Regions from separate parts of the Mus musculus genome. Here region 2 is linked to region 1. A link is a contact called in ENCODE Hi-C or POLR2A ChIA-PET data. All regions are on one chromosome and are shown on one strand. Each heading gives the region's core, a stretch centred on a gene start or an enhancer-like site at or near the end of the contact. The rest is flanking DNA. Distances are from core to core; before and after follow the strand shown.

Region 1 (2,700 bases), core at 85-2,584:
GAGGGGACACAGGCAAACCAGAAATCTTGGTGCCTGCAGGGCCGGGGTGAAGTGTGTTCTGGTGTGGAGGTGATGGATATGGGGTCTTGGAAGTTGTTCATGAGATGATGCAGAAGAAAAGATGAAGTTGTACGAGTCGAGGAGGGACAAGAGATTCAAGGGTCCCTGGGGACATTAGGGGAGAGAGGACAGAACCCACCCACCCCCACCCCCCGCCCCGGGTCTTCTTGTCTTTCATCTATTCATGTGCTGTTTTTACAGCTCTGTCCACTGTCCTGGGTTCTGAGCATCTAGGACCACGGCAGGTGGAAAGCAGGAGGCGAGGGGGTTGGCCATCTTGCTTTGACATGTTGGGGCATGTTAAGCTTCTTTCTCTTTCCACGTTTCTCTGGAGAGTGGAATCTTATTTTTTTCTTACAGCTCAAGGAAGCTTCTCAGCCTTCCTGGGGATGATTGAAAGCTTGTTTTGTAAAATAACAGTCAGGAAGAAGAGCATGAATGGTTAAAACCAGGTCCTTGTCAGGGGCAGTTTGCTGGGTCGTCGGTGAGTGGCCACACCAGTCTCTATAGGAACAAGCCTACCCACATTCTCATGAACGCAAACTGGAAGGAAGACCAGTATGACACACTTTTGGGGAGGCCACTGGAGGCCTGATAGCTTGTCCTGGCCTAGCCCCAAGTTCCCAGGGTCTTAGGAATGCACCTGGGGTTCACTCTTATCACCTGGAAAGATGGGGAAGCAGATGTCCAGAAAAGGTCCTTAAGACGACATCTTTGTAATCAGAACAGGCCCTGTGTACCCAGGAACCAGCATCAGACTTGTCTTTAGTTTTAGGACAATGTGTGTTCGGGGGTAAGTGGCCTCTAAATTGGGCTGGGGGGGGGGCTACCACAGACTTTAGGGGTTAGAGGCATGTGGGATTGGGAGGTGGATGGGAAGTATAAACACTGCCAGGGGGCGCATAGGATCGTCTCACTGGGTAAAATTACTGTTAGTTTCCATAAAATCCTTTAGGGGATTGGGCCAGAAATTTAATAATCTATGTAGTCCTAAGAGGGCACAGCTCATACCCACTGAGAACACAGCCAGAGAACACAGCCAGTAAACCCAGCGCACATGCAACCGGGTTTAACACCAAGATCAGCCATTTGTGCAAACTCACACGCGTGTGCACCCTAAACGGGGATCAGGCCACGATCTCCTTTCACTCCTGGCCAGAGGCATCAGGACTTCTCAGCCTCCCCCCCCAGCCGCGGACAGCAGACCGTGGGCAACCGCAGAGGGCTCTCGAGGAGGCTCAGGCACTGATCTCCACCTGCCCTGACTCGTCCTGCTCCCGGATTCTCTGCACGCCTGCAGTCCGCAGTGAGCGCGAAGAGCTGCGCGAGCGGCCTGGCGAGCTCGGGGCCCGCGGTGGCGACGTGTGCGTCCGGCCAGTGGCAGGGGAACGTGCTGGGGAGCGCGGGTAGCGGCGGGCTGAGCGGATGGGAAGCCCCGGAGAGCGGCCGGGCACGGGCGGCGACACGGAGTAGCCAGGGGGACCGGGTTCTGTGGTGCTCCGTGGCTCTGTAGCAGGGTTTTCATCTGGCTCTGAGGAATCCTGCAAACACAGGCGACGCAAGGATCAGTTGTCCCCTGAACCCAATCTGGGAGCTCTTTGTTTTAGGGACTGGGACTAAAGAGGCACGCACAGGTTGTGTGTGTAGTGTGTCTCTCGGGAGTTTCCAGCCACACCCGCCACGTCCACTAGACGGCAGACGGCAGACGACACCTTGTGGCCCAGACATGTGGCAGGTACTCAGTAAATGTTAACATGATTCAGAGCCTCGTCTATCCTCTTAAAGTTCTGTCAAGTAGGTCTATTGCATGTGAGCAGAGAAGAGTGGAAGGGCTCTGGCGACCACCAAATAGGTCTTTTGAATAGCCTGGACATGGTGGGAGCTAGGGTGGTCCATGAGATTGTACGGTGACCGTCACTTGTATTGTGATGGGCAGGTCTGCCACTCATTTGCTTGTTTAGCCCTTCACACGTTGTTTTGTCTCTCTGTCTCATTTTCCAATTTCTTAAGTGGGGATTTTTGAAAATACTGCAGAAATACAAAGATTTCTGCAAACATTGCAAAGGAATGGCCACGTCACACGCTCCCTAGCATGCTGTAGGTTCTCATTGACCGAGTAGCTTACCTTATCCTTCAGGATATAGAGTGCCATTGGGTTCTTCCGCTCCTGTTCTCCACTTCGGGGTAGGGTATCTGCTGCATAGGGAAAGAATAGGGAGTCTGGTCCACGGACAGATCTTCTACATCAGTGGTTTTCAACCTTTCTAATGTTGTAACCCTTAAATGCAGTTCCTTATGTTGTGATGACCCCCAACCATAAAATTATTTTTTGTTGCTATTTCATACCTGTAATTTTGCTATTGTTACGAATCGTAAATATCTGTTTTGTAACGATCTTTGAGAAAAGGTCATTCTACCCCAAGAGGGTCATGGCCCACAGGTTGAGAACCACTGCTCTACACCATCCAGCACCTATATTCTGTACCTGCACCCTCTTGACTCTGATAATTCCTCATCGCCCTCTTTTCCTTTTCCCAGGAGGTCTCTCTGATGTGAATGCTGATGGGCTGGGTCCACGGGTAGCTGGGAGCTTACCTTCTGATTTTAGGCGGTCATCATTCTGATCCATGTATTCCAAGG
Region 2 (2,700 bases), core at 31-2,530, 48 kb before region 1:
CATGTTCCTCTACTCTTGACCTGCTTTTGGTTTGGAATCTGCCACAGCTTCATCTTCCACCCTGGAATTGAGTAGCATATAGCGCTCTGAGCTGTCTTCCTGTGCAGGTGTCCCCTTACATATCAGAAGCAGCCGCTGCACGATTACATAGCCTAAGAGCAATCCAAACACTTACTTGTCCACAGAACCTACAGGATGGGAAAGCCACGGTCTCTTGCTCCACATTCAACATCATTTCCAGTCTAGAGAAAGTGTGTGCAGGAGAGGGGCAAAAGCAAAGATGGTTGGCTGCAACATCTCCAAGGCTAAAATAACCCCTATTCGAGACAGAACCGGGGCTTTGGTTTTCCTGTTGCACACCCCACCCCACCTCACCCCGACCGGGAGGATAAACAGCTGTTATCTGGTTCCAGCAGTTTCACACAATTTGGCATTCACCCGGTCTGTGACACTTTGCTTCCTTTGTTCTAGACTTTTGGTCTCTTCAAAACTGTCAAACAACTTCCTAAAACACGTCATAGTGGAGCAATGCACTATGCTAATAGGTGCGTGCTGCCTGGATTCTCGGGGTCTCCTCCAATTTTACTCAGTTCTGAGCACCCGGCAGGATTTCCTGACGGGGCGGGGGGGGGGGCGCATCTGGAGCAGGACTCCAGGTCAAGTTGGATCTCTGTATCCCTGTGGGTTCCTAGTGGCAAGCCACAGGATTAGGAGGAATCGGACGCGCACGTGGGGCGAGAGGTGATCCAGCGGTGGAATTCTCTTCTTCCCCTCCACCCCCACTCCCAGGTATCCTAGCACCCTGCGCTCACGTTTCCAGGACCCAGAATTTGAAAGGCACTGGAAGCTGGGACATTGAGAGCTCAACAGTGTCTGCTCTCCCAATGCCTCAGTTTCCCTGACGTCCGAGAAAGGAAATAATTCCTGCTATAATTTTAGAAAGAAGGGCTGAGTCTGACAGAGGCTCAGTCCGCGTCTTGGGGGAGAGAGAGAGAGAGAGAGAGAGAGAGAGAGAGAGAGAGAGAGAGAGAGAGAGAGAGAGAGAGAGAGACTCTCCCGCCAGGTTCAGAGCAACATTTGATGAGAGGAGTGTGGGGCGGGGACTCTAACTTGCGCGCGGCCCTGTTAGTGGCCATCCTGGTGGAGGTGGGGATATGGAGGAAGGCGGATTAAGCCCTTAATTACGGCGTGATCCGAGTGGCACCTGCTTTCCGCCCGCCCAGCTCCCAGGGGATTCTGGCACTGGGGGGGGGGGGGGTGGAGAGAAGAACCAGCGAAGGAGGACAGCCCGCGCAGAGGCACGGCCGGTACCCAGGCACGCCTGCAGGACAGCGGCATCGTGGCTGCCGCAGCGCGCAAAGGCTGTGGAGGGGCTTACGGCTCCCGGCCCGCGGGTCCCAGACCCAAGGGCTGGGCTCCGAGGCCCCTGCCCAAGACCCAGGCGGGCTGCGCTATGCTGCGCTACCTGCTTAAAACACTACTACAGATGAACTTGTTCGCGGACTCCCTGGCCAGGGACATCTCCAACTCCAGCGAGCTACTCTTCGGCTTCAACTCCTCGCTGGCAGCGCTCAACCCTAGTCTGCTTCCTCCTGGAGATCCCTCTCTCAATGGTGAGACTGTTCGATGGGGACCTTAGATTTGGAGATCGGGATGAGAGGGCTGCTTGGAAGGGAAGACGGAAGGTCTCCTTTTCCAGGACCCAGGGGCGCCTGTCAGGGCCCTCCTGGGAAGTGGGGTCCCAAAGGAGCGTCTGAGTTGGTGTATTTGCCTGTGGTGGAGGGCTGCTGAGCCCCTTTCTCCTCATCTCTCCTACTATCCACCTACCACACCCACCCCAGGTGGGAGAAATGTAAAGGGCAAGTTCCAAGCTAAGAAGGAAGGTTAGACCAGGGCACGATGTCGCCAGTCGGCCAAGGCTAAACCGGGCACTAGGTGATCCACCCAAGTAGCAGATGCCACTTCCAGGACCTAAAGTTTTCAAAAACCTCACTCAGAGCAAGGGTGGGAAAGCCCCCAACTTTGTAGGTGTTTTTACGCGGAGGGTCAAAGTCAGCAATCTTCTCAAGGAAACTTAGTATTAAGTTTGTATCCCCAGTGAGACTCACAGCTGACCCAGCCTGGCAGAGCGATGGCGAGGTCGTTACTGCTAATTACAGTGATTAATAAATAACTTGAGACAGCGCTGCCCCCCCTGAGCGCTGCAGGCAGTCTGGAGAGAGGCCTGATCGCGCTCCCTGCTGGCTACGTCAGGAACTCTCCCTCTGGAAGCCTCTGCCCAACTTAGGCTAGGGCCCCGGACTCTGGACATGGTCCACCTTTGCAGTCTCTAAAAGATGAAAGGATTCTCTCTCTCTCTCTCTCTCTCTCTCTCTCTCTCTCTCTCTCTCTCTCTCTCTCGTTCTCTCTCTCTCTCCCCCCCCCCCCCGTACTCAGGTGCAAGGGAGGAGCCCCAGAGCCCTATTTGCATGGCCATTAGCTATTCATTAGGCTGCTGTCGAAGCATCTCTGGAGACCAGGAATGACAGGGAAGAAATTCCAGGGAAAGAGAGCCCTCGGCTGTGTCTGCAGGAATTAGAGGGAAAGCGTGGATCAGAAGGGTGTTGTGTGGAAGGAGTTTGAAGAGGGCTGAGATTCTCCAGTCTTGCCACCTTTGAGGAGTCCCAAGAGACCAAGCAGTTATTTTCTCGGATTTTTTAC

Evidence for each region. A loop is a pair of places that touch in the nucleus more often than their neighbours do. ChIA-PET counts read pairs that join two places held with the same protein, here RNA polymerase II (POLR2A).
Region 2: a loop to region 1 is called in a map of heart, with 3 times the contacts of the local background. The contact joins the promoter of Robo3 here to the enhancer-like site in region 1. A Hi-C loop is called at or near these places in 1 of 37 maps with a recorded cell type or tissue (heart). POLR2A ChIA-PET finds 5 or more read pairs at or near these places in 3 of 5 experiments (Patski and embryonic stem cell).

Annotation. Positions count from the first base shown.
Region 1 is chr9:37,383,410-37,386,109 of GRCm38, reverse strand. Hepacam (hepatocyte cell adhesion molecule) reads right to left here. Exons shown (of 7, transcript NM_175189.4): 5 at 2,656-2,700; 6 at 2,186-2,256; 7 at 1-1,601. The coding sequence ends at 1,299. Among named protein-coding and RNA genes, the nearest start is that of Hepacam, 17 kb to the right of the region's middle. Within about 2 kb of position 1,334, at least 1 of the 3 ENCODE cell types and tissues checked has a DNase peak (open chromatin) inside an H3K27ac peak, as active enhancers do; it is heart, where a contact is called at or near this core.
Region 2 is chr9:37,431,755-37,434,454 of GRCm38, reverse strand. It overlaps Robo3 (roundabout guidance receptor 3), which reads left to right and starts at 1,280. Exons shown (of 28, transcript NM_001164767.1): 1 at 1,280-1,613. The coding sequence starts at 1,454.